Regions from separate parts of the Homo sapiens genome. Here region 2 is linked to region 1. A link is a loop called in an ENCODE intact Hi-C map of the cell type or tissue named here. Cell type or tissue: ascending aorta. All regions are shown on one strand. Each heading gives the region's core, and the rest is flanking DNA. Links, peaks and the distances in the headings are about the cores only. Region 1 holds the start of LOC105374381 (a long non-coding RNA gene). Region 2 overlaps BABAM2 (BRISC and BRCA1 A complex member 2).

Region 1 (9,966 bases), core at 1,124-9,123:
TTGGGAGGCCGAGATGGGTGGATCACCTGAGGTCAGGAGTTCTAGACCAGCCTGGCCAACATGGTGAAACCCCATCTCTACTAAAAATACAAAAAATTAGCCGAGTGTGGTGGTGGGTGCCTATAATCCCAGCTACTCTGGAGGCTGAGGTGAGAGAATCACTTGAATCCGGGAGGCGGAGGTTGCAGTGAGCCGAGATTGCACCACTGCTCTTTAGCCTGGGCAACAGAGAAAGACTCCATCTCAAAACAGACAAACAAACAAACAAAAAACAAAAAAAAAACAGAGGAAAAGTCTCTCGTGCTAGCCGTTTTGCTGGCAGTGGCATGGGCGGGTTGGAAGCCTGCTGCCCGCTGTGATACCTGCCTGGGAGCCCACCTTCCAGGTCACACCCACCTCTGTTGACCCAGGCCCCGGGTGGCAGAGCTTTTGGGCAGAACATGGCTGGCCCTTCTCAGGCACTCCGGGGGCCCTGTTCGCCTGCTTCAGGCAGCTGGATTCTCTGGGGCTGAGTGAAAGGGGAAGGCAGCCTGGCACGGGGCACCTCCTCCCCACTCTCCCCTCTGTCTAGTGGGTGGGTGCCAGGGCAGGTCCCAGAGGCTGGCTGAGGCCGGGGAGGGCAGGCAGGATGGGCGTCACTCCCGTTTCCTTTGCAGTTCGTGGTATTGTCACCACCTCCTCAGGGCACCTCCACCAGGCCCCTAACCTGACCTGGCAGCAGCGGGGGCAGTGTGTTAGGTGGTGGCAGTGGCAACCTGCTTACGTTTTCACGTGGCCATGACCTTTTACTGTCCCCAAAGCCTCCCCTCACCGTATCTGCCTTGTTCTTAGCACCAGCCTGTGAAACAGGCTTGGTATTTTACAGATGAGGAGGTCTAGGTCAGGGAAGCCACCGTCAGTGTGGTCAGGGACGGCCAGCCAGGACTCAGCTCACCGCGATCTCCTTAACCCCCACTGCTCCTTGCCTGTCACCTCAGACGTTCTGGATGCAGGGACAAGCTCCGCTGGGCAGGTTCTGGAGGGACCCAAGGCAACGCCCCGGGGCTGGGGCCTGGGGCAGGCTTCGGGAGGAGAGCTGGGGACTACCGCTTTCACTTGCCTCTTCCAGGCCTTGGCTCAGACGTCACCTCCTCAGCCAGGCCAGCCCTGCCTCTCTGGCTAAAAATGCACTCCCACCCCTCCCTGCTTTCTCTTCCCTGTGCTTGGCTCCTAACATTCCCTCTGTATATCTTGTTCATACCCCCTCTCCCCTGATGGGAATGGAAACCCCATGAGGGCAGGGGTTGTGGTGCTGTATTTACTGCTATACTGCTATAGAATGGTGCCTGGCACAGAGTAGTTGCTCAACATGACTGCATGCATGAGAACCAGACCTTGTGTGCACCTCAGCCCCATGGGAGAGTTCGCCAGAAACCGAACCACCACAATGAAGCAAAGAAACCAAGAGTCTAAAACCATGCCCAGCTGGCCCCTCCTCCAGGAAGCCCTCCAGGATTTGCTTCAGCTGAACGCCAGCAGTGTGGATCTGCAGCTCTGTTATGTGGCTTACCCCAGCCTCTCCCATCAGTGGCAGGGGTGTGCACTAGCCCCAGCTTCCTGGCCTTTCAGGCGCAGGGCTAGGCTTATCCATACAGTCCCAGTGCCAGGAACAGAGAGGATGCTCGACAGATGTCTGTCAAGTGCATAAATGGGATGCAAGTTCTGTTGCTCCCCGAAGAGTACCCACTGCTGGCACACAGAAAGAGCTTAGCCGATGTGTGTGGAATGGATGAATGGCTGCCTGGCCCAGTGCTGCTTTTCCATTCCATTTTACATCAATGCTTTGCCCGTCCTGACCTGTCAGAGCCCAGACTTGTCTGCTCACCTGTGTCCTGGTCACACTAGGCCCATCTTGGTCAAGGCCTTTTGGCTCCAGGATGACCCAACACCTCTTCCTGCAGCCTCTGCAGGCCTGGCCACCCCACCCTGGGTGTGGGACACTCCTCAGGGCCTCTGGACCACAGAAGACAATACCCTCTCCAGCCCTGGAAACCCTGCTTCTGGCTTTGGGCTGCCTGTCAGGGCGGCTCACATGTGAGCAAGCAGGCACTGCTCCAGGGGACGGACGGGTACTGGAGAGGGAGCATCTCATCTTTCAGCCGACAGCTGTGGATGGTCACACTCTGTGTTTATCCTGATTCTCCAGATAGATCACGGACAGCCCGCAGTGCAGGGGCTGGCCTGCAGCAGATCAGCAATGGGGCTGTGCCTGGCAGTCAAGACTTGAAAGAAGTCTAATGTTTATTGTATGTTTTCCAGACAGGAGAACCCCCTGGCTAATCCTGTGTTCTAGATTTGACAGAAAACATGCCCACTCTGTGGGGTAACTGGTCCTTAGTGCCCACTGGAATCCTTAGAAAACATGCCCACTCCGTGGGGTAACTGGTCCTTAGTGCCCACTGGAATCCTTAGAAAACATGCCCACTCCGTGGGGTAACTGGTCCTTAGTGCCCACTGGAATCCTTAGAAAACATGCCCACTCTGTGGGGTAACTGGTCCTTAGTGCCCACTGGAATCCTTAGAAGGCAAGTACATGAGTTATTGGTTAAAAGCGGGGAAATAAATTATTATTTAATAAATGTAACTTGGCCAAGGATGGTGGCTCATGCCTGTAATCCCAGCACTTTGGGAGGCCGAGGTGTGAGAATCGCATAGCTGAGGAGTTTAAGGCTAGCCTGGGTAACATGACAAGACCTCCGTCTATATAAAAATACAAAAATTAGCCAGGCATGGTGGTACGCACCTGTAGTCCCAGCTACTTGGGAGGTTGCGGTGGGAGGATCATTCGAGCTCAGGAGATGGAGGCTGCTGTGAACTGAGATTGTGCCACTGCACTCCAGCCTGGGTGACAGACTGAGACCCTGTCTCAAAAAAAAAAAAAAAAAAATTTAAAAAAGTAACTTAATAGACAAAACCTCTGGAAACAAGGGAATTTAGGAGCTTGACAGAAGTGACGAGTCAGGGCCCCCAGGTCGCGCTGCTTAGCACAGGCTTACAGGGGAGCTGTGGGAAGAGAGGAGGGGGAGGCGGCAGGTGGATAGCCTTGGGCAGAGGGCCTGGGAGCTCATAGAGGTGGACAGCTGGCAGAGACACTCGAAGTGGGAGTGGCTCCAGCAAGAGGACTGGACTATCGTATGGGAGAGGCCAAAAAAGATTTTGTTGTTTTCGGTCAGTTAAACGCTTAAGGACAGGGATATGGAATGGAAAGGAAGGAGTGAGAAGAGGGACCAGGAGCAACTTGTGCCAAACCTAAAAGGCAATAATAATAAAGATAGGCTTTTCTGAGCACCACTGAGTGCCAGGCACTGGTGTAAGTGTTACAATGCTTATAACTCAGTGCCCTCATCATGGAGTCCTCCTGCCAGCACCGCGTGGTGAAGTTCCATTTTGCAGAGGAGGAAACTGAGATCAACTGGCTTGTTCAAGTTCACGCACCTAGGAAGTGGTGGAGCCAGGTTTGACTCAGGCCGGCTGGTTCCAGAGCCCATGGGCCTCAACTCAGCCAACGAGCCCATTCGCCTTGCCAGGGCTTGGTTTCGCTGAAGCGGGGCTCCAGGCTGGAGTTAGTTTTGTGAAGGGGATTAGCCCTGGTGGCCGCTGGCTGCTGACAGCTGGCAGTTGGAGTGGGCGAGGCTGAGGGGGCCCCTGGGCCTGGGCAGCTTGGGCAGGAGCCGGCGAGGAAGGGGAGGTGCCTCAGGGGGCCGCCTGGGTGTCGGTGCGGGTAGAAAGGCGGGAGAGACAGGCAGAGGCAGCCGTCTGGGTTGTACAACCTGCAGCCCACGCACGCCGAGAGCCACCAGCGTGGAGTCAGGATGAGGAGTCCTCCTCCCACCTGGTGTGGGCTGGAGTCCCAGGAGCGGGTGCTGGAGTGGGATAGCGGGGGATCAGCTCATCTGAAGCCCTGGTTGTGGGTGAGTGCGTGCACACGGATGTGCGTGCCTGCGCATGTGCGTGGCGAGGGAATGCGCCCTTGTGGAATCTCCCCTAGGGCAACCTGGCAGTGTGAGGCTGACCCTTGCCCCAAACCTCCTGTCCTCGGGCGTGACATCAGTCCCCAGCTGGGCTGTGAAATGAGTCCCAGTCGAATCCTTCCCTACACCTACTTGAACTTACGTCCCTCATTGACACTTTCAGAGCTGACCCTGGGTAAGCGGCCCTCTTATTCGGCAGACCTCGCCTTACTCAAATGATTTTTGGCCTCCCCAGGATTTGCCCTGATACATTGCTTCGGCTGCCTGCAGGGGTGGGCTCTCCTAGTTCTCTGAAGGGTCAGAGGATCGAGAAGGCGCCGTGTGGGAACCACCTGGAACAGGGCCTGGACTGTCACGCATGGTGCTTGAGAAGGGAGAGGGCAGCTGTCACCTTTAACACCCACCCACCACCTTATTTCCAGATGGCACCCAGCACCCTTCTACGTACTGCTCTACTGGCACCTGCGCAGACAGCCAAAAGTCACCGGGAGCTGCAGCGTTCCGTTTTGGAGCAAAAGCGAGATCATGGAGTTGAAAGGGACTGATTTTCACTTTCTTGCCTGGCTCCTAGGCTCACTCAAAGGGCACGTTTCAAAGAGGCTCTCTGGAACGAGGAGCCTTCTGTGGAGGGACCTGCTCCATGGGACTTTAAGAAGGGGGTGGTGGGCTGTTTTGGGGGAAGATGAGTGTATGCCACACCCTCCACAAGCCATTTGGCTGGCTCATCCCAACGTGTTGCAGAGGCGGCTGGCCCGGGGCAGGGAGGCTCATTCTGGCCATCCCTGGGTTGCTTGTGGGGCTACTTTTCTGGCCATGATGACCCATGATTTATTATGACCCCAAGCACGACCTCTTAGACTTGGGAAGTGTGGTTCCTCCAAAGGGATCAGAGAATAGTGACAGAGTAAATCCAAGAACGCTGTAGAAGGAAGACACTTCTTTAGGCCTCTTAGAGTTAACTGCTTCCTATTCAACCTGGAATTAGTTCACGGACCCTGCTGTCTTTGGTAATACCTCGGTAATTTTCCTTAATAATTGTAACAACTGTTTCACCTTGTTTTCCTCAAATATTAGGCTGTTATTTCAACCAAGTGTGTTTTGGACTTTAACCAGAGACTATGGCACAAATTCTGAAGTCAGGTTTATTTATTTTTTATTTTTTAATTTTTTCCAGCTGTGGGCTGGCTCTGGCTCAGCCATCTGAAAATAAGTTATTTATATATATGTGTGTAGCCATATAGATATACTCATCCACATATACGAAGACCACTTCCAAGTCTTTTTTAGTTTGTTGCATGTGACCCCACAGAATTCCTTGGACCCAGCTGACCAGGGTTTGACACCCACTTCGTGTGATCTGGCCAGACCCAGCTACTCCAAGCCCCTCTCCTCACAGGGAAAATGGCAAAAAGCAGTGTGTAAATGTCTTATCAGGGCTCTGTATACATTAGATGCTCAATAAAGCTCTCATTTGGGGAAGCTGGATAACAGAAGTGGAAAGAAACAGAGGGACCTGGTTCACTTCCTTGTGAAATAAAAAAAGAGGAAGGGAGGGAAGCAAAGAAAGGAGAGGGGAAGGGGGAGAAGGTAGGATGGTGATGAGTGAATTATGCCAGCTTCCTGTCCTTGGGTAAGTTATTTATTTAACACCTTTGAGGTTCCATGTTTTTATCTATAAAATGAAGACAATAACCCCTACTTCATTTAGTTGTTTCGAGGATTACACAAGGCGATGGGTGCACCCCACACCCGATTTCTAGTTAGTGTTTGTACTGGACCTGCACGTAAGCACCGTAGATGCATAAAAAAAGGCAAAGGTTGTATTTTAATTTTTTCGAGCACCAATGAATTAGCTATGATGCCATTAATAGAATGAGATGTCCTATTACCATTAGATGATGTTCTTAACATTCACATTAGGAACTGTGGGACAGGCTGGTCCCCATGAACTGGGGCAGGCTCTGGGATAGTTGTATTTATAGGCCTGAGCAAGAGGCAAACCAAATGCAGTCGTCCCTCCGGCAAGTCAGCCGCAACTCCAAGAGCGTGGAGCTGTCAGGAACTGAAACCCAGTCAGAGGCAAAAGTGAACCACGCTGCTCTGATTTCCTTGCCTGTGGGAAAGCAGGGGCCGGGGCGAATAAACAGGTCAGTGGGTTGTTTCTTCTCCAGCACTGCTCAGAGCCTGAAGTCCTGCCGAGAGCTTAAGCAAGACCAGCGTGGGGGGTGGGGAACCCCCACAAATACATCGCATCTCTTATCCGTTAAAATTCAAGATGACTCATCATTTTGTCTTCCTGGTAATCCAGACAGGGTCACTTTTCCAAAGGCCAAATTCATTGGCAGGACTTTTTAACAGGGACATTCTGACTTTTTAGAAAAAGGCCAAAGTCAACATCAGAAAATCTTTTTTCTGGTCTGCGGTAATAATAGCCACTGTTTGTCAAATGTTACTGTGTGCCAAGCACTGCACATGGTGCTCTAGGTACTTTTCTTATTTAATTCTCACAACCCCGGGAGGCAGATATTTATTCCCATTTTATAGATGAGGATAACAAAACTCAGATTAAGTAAAGACAGACATTGGGGCCAGCTCACTCCAGCAGAGGCTCCCACGATGACCCTCCCTGCTCCTCCCAACTCTGCGTCCAGTGACCTCACATTGGTGGCCTGCAGTCCATCATGGGGGGAGTATTTACACCATAGAAATTGGCAAATTGTACAAACCAAGGTCCTTCTCTTTTTTTTCCTCTCTCATCCTCAACTTCATATTCTTTCTAGTTCATGTCTCCACAAGAAAATGAGCTTTAATAGAGCATCATTTGAGGCTGGGCGTGGTGGCTCCTGCCTGTAATCTCAGCACTTTGGGAGGCCGAGGTGGGCGGATCACCTGAGGTCAGGAGTTCAAGACCAGCCCAGCCAACATGGTGAAACCTCGTCTCTACTAAAAATACAAAAATTAGCCGGGCGTGGTGGATTACAGCCGTGTGCCTGTAATCCCAGCTACTCGGGAGGCTGAGGCAGGAGAATCCCTTGAACCTGGGAGACGGAGGTCGCAGTGAGCCGAGATGGTGCCACTGCACTCCAGCCTAGGCGACAGAGCCAGAGTCCCTCTCAATAAAACAAAACAAAAAAAAAGGGTCATTTGGCTGTAGGCGATGGGTCCTCAGGAAGCCGGGCTGCTGGAAGAAGCTGAGCATTGGCTAACCAGGGTCCCTTGCCCCTCCTTCTCGGGGCCTCACAGATGCTTGATCATATCCAAGTATTGCTGGTAAACACGTGTGAGTCCTTTTCCTCATCAGTGCTAAGCAAGAGAGATTCAACTGAAATTACAAGGGCTGAGTAAGCCGGAGACAGGATTTACTAAGTATTAATAATATGCTGTCACATATGGTTCTTTTCATCTTCAAAGCATTTTATAGCCATTTACTAATTAGTCTTGGGCTGCCCTCTGTGTGCAGGTACGATGCTCGATGACAGGCTGAACCGGCAGGAAGTATTTACAAATATACAGGTGACCTTCACTCGTTTACAGGCGCCACCGGCTTCTGTTGCTGTTGCGGGGTAAAGATAAAATCACGCAAACCCTGGTGTTTGAGTCCCTGGTTCTGGAAACATACAGTGGTGACTGTCACCTTGTGCTGAATCCCCTCTAAGAAAACCAGCCCAAATCCTCCCCTGTGGCAAGGAAGCTGAAAGTCTTTTAAAAATAATCATAAATTTCCATCTTCACAAACCTATATAACGTCCATCATCCTTCACTGGGAAATAAAAAAATAAGCTTCAGTTTGTTCACGAGAGTATCGACACACGTGAGAATTGTTGCTGGAGGGGAGCCAAGAGCCTGGATTTGGTCTTGGCTCCGGCCCTGACCGGCCGGTGATCGTGGGTAACTCACTTAACTTCTCTCATCTTCTGTTTCCTCATCTGTGGAACAAAAGCAACCCTATTCAGTTGCTCACAGCCCAGGTCTGCTGTAAAGCTGTGTGAGCTAATGTGTGTGGCAAAACTTCTGAGTTAGACTGTGTGCTTCGCTGATGGGCAGGGTCTCATTCGTTTTCTGGGTCTGTGGGCCCCCAGGGGCTGGCAGGGGCAGGAGGATGACATTCCCAGACCACACTGCCCACTACTGGCTGCTGTCACTGCTGAATGCTTATTTGAAATGCTGAGGGGACGACCAGTCCACAGGACCTCACCCCCTCCCACAGTGCCAACCACCATCTGCTAGAAGTGGAACCAGTAAGAGTTGACTGAGCCTGGGCTTGCTTCAGACCCAGTTGCAGCTCAGAAGCAAGTCCGGGCTCAGTCAACTCTTGGTGCTGTGCACAGTAGAGCCCAATCCGTACCCCTCCATCAGGGGAGGGTGCCCCTAGCAATCCTAAGTGACCATGCCATGGCACCTTAGTGGGGGATGGAGGGGACATGGGGCATAGCACACAGCTGCCCTGAGTAGAGGGGCACCTTCTTGTGGGCACTCAGCGGGTCAGGGTCAGAAGCAGTGCCAGTGTGGTCAGCTGGCTTAGTGGGTCATGATCACTTGCTCAGTAGAATCGCTGGGGGAGTTTTATCAAAATCTAGAAGGCTAAGCTCCAGCTAGTGAGATTCCAAGTCAACAGGCCTGCAGTGGGAACTACCAGAGCAGTAGTTCCTAAAAAAATCTCCCCGGGTGATCTGATGAGCTGAGCCCACAATCCAGTCCAGCCCCCTCCTAGTATTAATATTATGGAGAGGAAGGGACTTACTCAAGGCCACATAGCCAGTTAATGGCAGGGCTGGGATATGGACATAGGACACTGGACTGTTGTTCTTGTCCTGGGAATTCCCAAAGTTTCAGGGTAGGGGGCATAGTACCCACACGGTGAAAAAACCCAGAGTTGGGCAGGCCTCCAGCTGACAGGCAAGATGGGAGGTCTGTTCCAGCTGATCTCCAGCCTCCTGAGAACATTCCTGGGTGCCAGAGAACACAGGAAGCAGAGGCACGACTTCTCCTCACCAGTCTTCACAAGGGCCCAGGGATGGTTCTCTTTTGCGCTCACCTGGTAAAAATGGGCTCCAATAGCCACGAGGGGAACTAAGGGACCAGGTGAGAGGCCCTGTAAAATCATGTGTGTGTCCTGCAGGAGGGGCCAGTGGCTTCGCCTTGGAATGGGAAGGCCAGAGGGTGTCAGGTCGAGCACCCAGGCCAGCTCTTGCCCTCACCTCTGTGGGTGGTGCGTGGGCCCTGCTTCCCTGTGTGGAAGGCCATCAGGACAGGACCATGCTAAACCAAACTGTAAACCTGGTGATATGGCCAAGCCGACGGTAGCCATCTTGTGTTTCAGCTAAGCGAGTGTGTGATGGTACAAGGAGGCCTGGCTCCAAGTTCCCAGGTTTGTTCCTAATTTGCTGTTTCTAATTTGCATGTTTCCTTAACTCTTGGGCCTTAGTTCTGTCCTCTGTACACTGAAGGGAGTAACGGGGTAGAAACGAGATGACTTCTGAAGACCCTTCTGGCTGTGATGATCAGTAAGTTCAGGGAAGATGTCGCCTGCTCAGGGTATCTTCCCCAGCTCTGTTCCTGGCTGGCTGCACAACTGCCAGTCCCCAAGCCCAGAAAGCAGACACATTCCTCTGATAAACCATGACACCCAAGCTTTGTCTTTGTGTATAATTCACACAGTGCTGCAGAGGCCCAGAGGGGATGGAGAGGGGAGAGCCGGAAGGACAGAGCCGTTGGTGCACTCACCAAACTTTAATGACTGCCTACTGTGTGGGGCTGGCCTGGGAACAAGGTGTCCACACAGGGGGCTGGAGGGGTATGGATGGCAGCGGGTGGGGCTGTGTGTGCTAGAGGCCATTTGTTATTGAGCAACAGCCTTAGGTCAGGCTGGATGAGTGGCTGAAACCCAGCAGGTTGGTCACATTGACTCAGGTAACTCCTTCTCGCCGTGAAGGACTGCCCCAGATAGGAAATGCTT
Region 2 (8,000 bases), core at 1-8,000, 56 kb after region 1:
ACCTTCCAAACTATATATTTCTGCGCTTTCCCCCATATCTTGGGTCGGCAGGGAAGATACTCATAGATGCGCTTTGTGGTGGTTATGGTTATATTCCCATTTCCAGTCCTCTCAGGATGCTCCAGTTCCTCCAAGCCTCGTTAGGAAACGTTTTAACCCCTTGTTGAATTGCTGTAAAGTCACTCTCCAGTGAGGATTCCATTTGAGGCTGATTGTTCCTGAGAGCAATCTGTATACTTTTCATTCCCAGGCTATCCCCACAATGTGGGAAGACTGCCATATATTTACCGAGCAACCACGATCTTACTACCTACACACTAAACCTTTGAGACATGTGGATTCCAACCACTGGAAAATTAACACTACATATCCAAAATACTCACCTACAAGAAATATAAAAGTAACATTTTCCAATTCAGAAGTATCTATTTAAGGTATCTCCATTTATTATCACTACCTTTCTTTTAAGTGACAAGAAAGACTAAATATTAACCAGATTTTGTTACATGTGTTCTACTTTTCACTGGTTTAAGCTGGTTATGATATGATCATGTAAACAAATTATCTTTGTTTATTTTTTTTTTTTGGAGACGGAGTTTCACTCTTGTTGCCCAGGCTGGAGTGCAGTGGTGTGATCTCGGCTCACCGCAACCTCCACCTCCCAGATTCAAGTGATTCTCCTGCCTCAGCCTCCCGAGTAGCTAGGATTACAGGCATCCACCACCACGCCTGGCTAATTTTTTGTATTTTAAGTAGAGACTGGGTTTCACCATGTTGCCCAGGCTGGTCTCGAACTCCTGACCTCAGGTGATCCATCCACCTCGGCCTCCCAAAGTGCTGGGATTATAGATGTGAACCACTATGCCCGGCTTATCTTTGAAGTTTCAATATTATTAAACTGAAGCTTGAAGTTTCTTGGATTTTTCCACATATGCTAAAAAATCCTATTATGGAAAGAGACAGCATGGTATGCCCTTGAGGTCAGATAAAGTGAGTTCAAATATTGGCTACACCATTAATTAGTGATGATATCATAGGCAAAATATTTCTCCTCTTTGAATCCTGATTTTCTCATCTGTAAAATGAGGATAATAATTTCTATCTCATAGTGTTTGTTGAAAGAACTAAATAAAAACCAAACAGGTACTCAGTATGTGTTCATTTCTTTTCCCTACCACCCTTCTTTAAGTGGTTTTTTTCTTCCATCTAACTTTATACACTGTTCTGTATATGTGAAATTTCTGATAACTGTAGCATATGTTTCAGGTTCTTAAATTTTAACTATTTTGATGAAAATCTTTCTAAACTTCATGTCTCAGTAAATATGATATACTGAAAATAAATTAGCCTTTTTTGGATGACAGAGAACACATTAACAAGTTATACACGATGGCCCAAGTGTTAAGGAAGATTTAGCTTTTACTATTTCACAAATGCCTCCTACCTAAGAGCCTGCATTCCCTAAACCTCATTTCTGAAAATGCACCTCAAGTGATTTTAATTCGCCTCCCCAGGTAGGAATCACTGCAGAGAACCATGAAGTCCTTAAGCGCAGGGGCTGTGAATTAGTTATTTTAGTATTTCTAGCACTTAGTACAGCGCATGACACATGAGAAACACTCAGTAAAGGCTCATATAAAGCACATGCAAATTAAAACCTCAATGAACTTCCACTTCATGCCCATTTGATTGACAAACATTTTAAAACTGGAAAATACCCAAGTGTTGTCAGGCTGTGGAACATTGGGAATTCCCATTCCCTGATGATGATGATGATGATATAAATTGCTAAAACCTTGTACAGTAAAAGTAAAGGTGTATGTACTCCACGACACAGCAATTCCACTCTTAAGAAACTACCACATGTGTGTAAAAAGATCGCAGGAGAAGGCCTAAAGTAGCCCCACTTGTGATAACAAAAACTGGAAACATCTTAAATGTCTATCAACAGGAGACCGGATAAATACATTGTGCCTATTCTTTCACAGGAATACCTTACAGCAGTTTAAATGAATGAGCTAGGGCTACATGTGTCAACCTAGATGAATCTCAAGGACCAAATGTTCAGTGAAAAAAGCAAGCTGCAGATGAACACTGTTCAGTATATACTTACAAGGATCAAAAACGTGCACACATTACATACTATTTAGGAATGTCTATGTAATTAAAGTATAAAAACATGCATAGGAAAGATATACACCAAATTAAGGGTAGTGGTTACCTCTGTGGGTGGGGAAAAGGGAATGAGTAAAGGATGGGGGTGCATTTTGGAGGGGCACTCAGGGGGCTTCAACTGAATTGACAGTGTGCTATTTTCCTTTGCTCTCCTTTCCTTTCTCCTTTCCTTTCTGCTATTCCTTTCTCCTTTCCTTTCCTTTCTTTTTTTCTTTTTTGAGACAGAGTCTCTCTGTCACACGGGGTGGAGTGTGGTAGCGTGATCTCGGCTCACTGCAACCTCCGCCTTCCAGCTTCAAGCTATTCTCCTGCCTCAAACTCCCAAGTAGCTGGGACTACAGGTGTGTGCCACCATGCCCAGCTAATTTTTGTATTTTTTTTGTAGAGATGGGGTTTCACCATGTTGGCCAGGCTGGTCTTGAACTTCTGACCTCAGGTGATCTGCCCGCCTTGGCCTCCCAAGTGTTGGGATTACAGGCATGAGCCTCTGTGCCCGGCCTGACAATGTGCTATTTCTTTTTAAAAAAACTCAGAAGCAATTACAGCAAATTATGAAGATTTGATTAAGGTGGGTACATGGGTATTTGTTTTCATAGTCTTTATACACATGTGTATGCCTTAAATATTTATAATTTTAAAAAGTTTAAAAAAGTAAGACATTAATATTCACAGACGCAGAAATCAGTATGATTCCATTTATATTAAGTTCAAAAATAGAAAAAATAAATGATATATTTTTATGGATATATACTAGGTGGTAAAGCTATTGAGAAAATCAAGAGGGCAGTTAACATAAAATTCAGGGTAGTGGTTCCTTCTGGGAGAGACACCCACAGGACGTCTATGATACTGGCACTATTCTATTTCTTAAGTTGAGTAGTGTTTATGAATCTTTAAAGTGTGTGGATATGTTTTACATAATCGTGTGTGTGTGTGTGTGCGCGTGTGTATAAACAGATAAACATTACTTTGAAAATGGGGGCATTTGTTAAAAAAACTAAGAGGGTCAGGAAAACTGAATAGTCTTCAGAAAAAAAAAAAAAACAACAACCCACAGTGGGTAGAGTGCCAGGAAGAATGAGGGTGTCCATGCCCTTGAGCTCATGGTCTGGAAAAGGAGACCTGGCAAGGTCAAGAAGCAACTTCAGTTGAGCATGCTAAGACAATGGCAGAGGCACACACGCGGTGTCACGCAGGGAGAAGGGCAGCCGCCTGAGGTTACCGCTCTGCAGAAGAGATGGACTTTGAGTTGGTTCTAGATGGTTACAAGTTGAATCAGAATTGGAGACAGGAATATCTCATAGAAAGGAAAAGATTCAATAACCCATTTGATATTTGTAAACATAATTCTCCACTTTTAATTTTGCTCCTTTGGTATCTCATATTCGATGTAGAAAAGCCATAATCTATCCCAGCATTTTGGGAGGCTGAGGTGGGTGGATCACCTGAGGTCAGGAGTTTGAGACCAGCCTGACGAACATGGTAAAACCCCGTCTGTACTAAAAATACAAAAATTAGCCTGGCTTGGTGGTGGGTGCCTGAAATCCTAGCTACTCGGGAGGCTGAGGCACGAGAATTGCTTGAACCGGGGAGGGGGAGGTTGCAATGAGGTGAGATCACGCCATTGCACTCCAGCCTTGGTGACAGAGCAAGACTGTCTCAAAAAAAAAAAAAAAAGAAAAGAAAAGCCACAACCTGTCCTATATTACCAATGTTTCCCACTACTCTCCTGCCCTTTGTATCTGTGAAGAGAAATAGGTGACACAAAGATGAAGGAAGCAGACGCTGGTGTCAGGAAGCTCACAGGCCAAGTCCTTCTCCCTGTCTGGAGGGCGCCCCTTGCTTTTCTGGGTTTATCTGGTTTTACTCTCATCAAAGTTCAGATGATCAGAAATACCTCTTTTCTAGAACTCTGCATGCTTCCAACCTGTGCTCCCAAGCAGGGCTCACTCAGGGTGAGTTCTCATGAGGACAAAAGCATACCAGTGGCTGAGGCTGGGATGAAGGGGTCCCCAAAGTAGGAACCCCTCCTGTCCCAAGTGCTTCTCTGTCCCTCTGCTTCATCCACTCCCTCATCCATCACACACTGAGTGAGCAGATTCTCTGTTCCAGGCTGCCTGCTGGAACTGAGGGTCCACATTTCCTGGAGAGGGGCCGGGTGTGAACTCTGCACCTCCTGCCTGCTATGCCATCTGGGTTCTGTGCCCTCTGGATATACCACCTACTTGGATCCTGGCCCCTTTGCTGCTCTGACATTCTCATTTCCTCGGGCCTGGCTCTGTGTTCATTCCCTTCAACCTGCTATTGCTTCCAACTCTGTGATGCAGTCCAAGCCCCGCCTTCTTCCAGGAAGCCTTCCTTGCATGCTCCATTGCTCAGTGATTTCTCCAGCCTCCATGTCCATATAATCCACTTCTCAGGGGGATTGTTGACAATTTCAGTGTACTTATCTTTATGTTAGATCCCTACATGTTTGCCACTGGGTTAGACACACGGTAGGTAGTGGATGCATATTTAGTGACTAACTGGCATTGATTAGTGAGGAAATGGGGACTGCACTAGACATGTACAAAGAAACATGCTTTTATGAGATGCAGAAAGAAATTGAGCAAGAGAGAACACCATAAATAGCATTTAGTACTGTTTTAACTTCTATTTTTAAAAGAATTGAGTCACAATAAATAAACTCCTGGCCTGGGAGGATTAAAAAAGAAATCTGGTTAAATTAAGGAAGAGTTTGATTAAAAGAATCCTTAAATAAATTACAATATATTCAAATGCAAAATCCTTAGCATTTAAAAATTGGGCAAAGTCTTTAAAAAGTCATAAGCTTTTAATTTCAAAGAATTCATAGACAATGTACCAAATGTAAATGATTAGAAGAAAAAGGACAAATGAGGTGTCTGTGGTTAAAGTAAAGGGTCAGTTTAAATTCCTGTCTTGAAAAATTAGAATGAAGCAGTTAGATACAAATTTGGGAATATTGTGACTACCCCAATGCGAAGTATGACTAATGTGGCTTTAGGAAGAAAAAAAAAAGTTCCTCAAATGAATCTAACTTTTTTCCCTAAAGGATCTAGTTATGACCTTTACATTCTAGAGAAAACAACATGTATCCAAACTGACAAACATTCCCTGAGCACATACCATGGCCGGCTCTAGGGAAACCCAGCTGAGTAAGGCCAACTCCTCCCCACAGTGTCAGCATGCCCTCAACTCACTGTTCTCAGGAAAGGAGACGAGGACGAAGGTTATAACAGAGGTGTCAACCACCATGCAGTATGGGTGCAAAGATACTCCATCGAAGGGCTTCTAGGAGGCTTATTAGATGAGACTGCTTTGAGCAGGGCCTTGAAAAACAACTAGGATTTGGATAGGCAGTGGCAGTGGGAGGACTATGACTGGGAAGGGAGGGAGAGAAGCAAGAGAATCCAGGCAGAGGGAAAAGTATTAAGCAGTCACCGTAGAGGCCCAGCGAGGGAATGCGGGGGATCTGGGTAGACGGAATACAGGCTGGAGGACAGAAGCTGGAGCAGAGAGGCTCTGGATAAAGATTGCAAACTGTGGAGTGCTCTGAACACATAGTGAAGGACTGTGAACGTCTTTCTATGAGCATTACCCTTGAACATTTCTAGGGAAAAAAGCTCACACCACTCATTCCAGTGTGGCAGACACTTTCCTATAATGCCCCCAGCATGGTACAATCCTCTAGAATGGAGAATGCTTTGGAAAGTATGTACAAATCAAAAATAAGGCCAGGCGCGGTGGCTCACGCCTGTAATCCCAACACTTTGGGAGGCCGAGATGGGTGGATCACGAGGTCAGGAGTTCGAGACCACCCTGGCCAACATGGTGAAACCCTGTTTCTAATAAAAATACAAAAATTAGCTGGGCGTGGTGGTGCCTGCCTGTAATCCCAGCTACTCAGGACGCTGAGGCAGGAGAATTGCTTGAACCCAGGAGGTAGAGGTTGCAGTGAGCCGAGATTGTACCACTGCACTCCAGCCTGGGTGACAGAATGAGACTCTGTCTCAAAAAAAAAAAAAAAAAAGTTATTATTCGTTAGTAGAAGGGGGTGACTATTTACTTCTCAGTATAGGAACCAATTCCTCTCTACAAAACATCTCTTAAGACTTATCAGCCGGTGTGGTGGCTCATGCCTGTAATCCTAGCACTTTGGGAGCCTAGGCGGGAGGATCGCTTGAGCCCAGGAGTTTGAGATAAGCCTGGGCAACATAGCAAGATCCCGTTTCCATTAAAAAAAAAAAAGACTTATTTGCACATCTCTTATGTTCAAGGGAGATGCTGAGTGGAAGGCTTGATAATGGACTTACTATGTGAAAAATCCAGAGAGTCAGGCCTGAAGTTTGGGATTGGATGTAAGGCTGACACAGGACACAGTTTAAATCAAATATCTGGCAGAAGGATTACATGTTTCCTCATAAGACTTGGTTAGAAGCACTGGTCACCATGTCATTCCCCCATGCAGAAACCTTCATTAACCTATTTTTATTTCTACATTATCCTTTCCAAGCAGTTTCCATGCTGGACTTATACCGTGCAGGGATATTACAATTATAGGACAATGTCTGACCCACTAGAATGTGTGGAATGGGGATATTTTCCCCAGAAATGTTAAAAAATCAGCCACTCAGTCTGCAAGATGGGTGGGGAACAGCTTATCTGGGTGAAGCCGAGTGTTGAGTGAGGAAGGCATGTGTACTCGAGGTGGGCAAGCTTTGGCAGGTGAACTGACCTCTGTGCTCCTCTTTTCCCATTCCCAAGACTGGAAAAAACTTTAAGCTCAGGGTTGGAAATGAAGCAGGTAAAGCACGCCATACAGTCTTGCACATAGAAAAGTGCTCAATAAATACAGGCTGCAACCTAAAGAACTAAGGATGGGAGGGATGGCATACTGGGAAGAAAACGGTGTTTGGAATTTGACAGATCTGGGCTTGATTCCTCCTTTGCCAGTTGCTACCTGACCTCAGGCAACTGACTATACTCTCTAAGTCTAGGTTTTCTCATCTTTAAAATGGGATAATACCTACCTTGCAAGGCTCCTGGATGGTTTACATGGTATAATGAATATATGTGCAGAATACTTGGCACATAGCAGGTCTTCATAAATGATACCTATTATTACTCACTTTTCTCTTAGAAGCAATTAAAACAGACAAACAAACCTGAGTCTATATAATTTCTTTTCCTAGCCTGATTTCCAGCTGAGAAAATACAAACCAAGCTTTCAAAACAACTTTCAAAACAAGTTGAAAACTAAGCTTTCAACTTAGTTTTGTCCATCTATTTATTTGAGGTAAATTCAGAGTCCTTTGGAACTCTTCATTTTTAATTCTACAATCTTCTTCCAGCAAATAAAAAATCATAGCTCTAGAGAATCTACGGTCAAATGGGGTCCTGCAGCCAAACCGGACCACAGATCAGAAAAAGATCTGAACAGAGAGGAAGCCTGATGAAACCTCGGTCAGACAGTTTTTCCTTTGTGCTTTGATCATGCAATATTCTCTCCATTCTCATAGGTGCTTTCTTTAAGATAAAGGCTCTTTCTTTTTTTGCTAACCAATTTATTTGTGAGTGTTTTTTTTTTTTTAAAGACCCACAATATAATCAATCTTTGTATATTTAGGATTACCTCTTTGGCCTGTGAATTGTCCAGCTTTTTGTTTTGTTTTCTTGCTACTGTTTTCTGACTAGCTCCTTGGTCATTACTTCTTCTATGAGCATGGGTGGGACAGGCAGCAGGGGAATGGAAATTAATGTTCCTCTTTGATAGCAATTCTGATTAGAAATTTCATTTGAGATAA

The links. A loop is a pair of places that touch in the nucleus more often than their neighbours do. Peaks named below come from ENCODE experiments on the same cell type or tissue, not always from the same donor. Only the 100,000 strongest peaks of a DNase experiment are listed, where the experiment ranks them.
Region 2: it touches region 1 in a loop (2.3-fold over the local background); 6 of 110 quality-filtered maps call a loop at or near these places.

The regions. Positions count from the first base shown.
Region 1 is chr2:28,338,945-28,348,910 of GRCh38, reverse strand. LOC105374381 (a long non-coding RNA gene) reads right to left here and starts at 12. Exons shown (of 3, transcript XR_939873.3): 1 at 1-12. RefSeq lists an enhancer at 8,322-8,941. In ascending aorta, for the core only: no CTCF peak of the experiment used is centred there; a DNase peak (open chromatin) is centred at 6,110; H3K4me3 peaks cover 1,116 bases; H3K27ac peaks cover 4,139 bases.
Region 2 is chr2:28,284,182-28,292,181 of GRCh38, reverse strand. All of the region lies in intron 10 of BABAM2 (BRISC and BRCA1 A complex member 2), which reads right to left. Among named protein-coding and RNA genes, the nearest start is that of BABAM2-AS2, 22 kb to the left of the region's middle. In ascending aorta, for the core only: no CTCF peak of the experiment used is centred there; a DNase peak (open chromatin) is centred at 4,481; H3K27ac peaks cover 3,305 bases.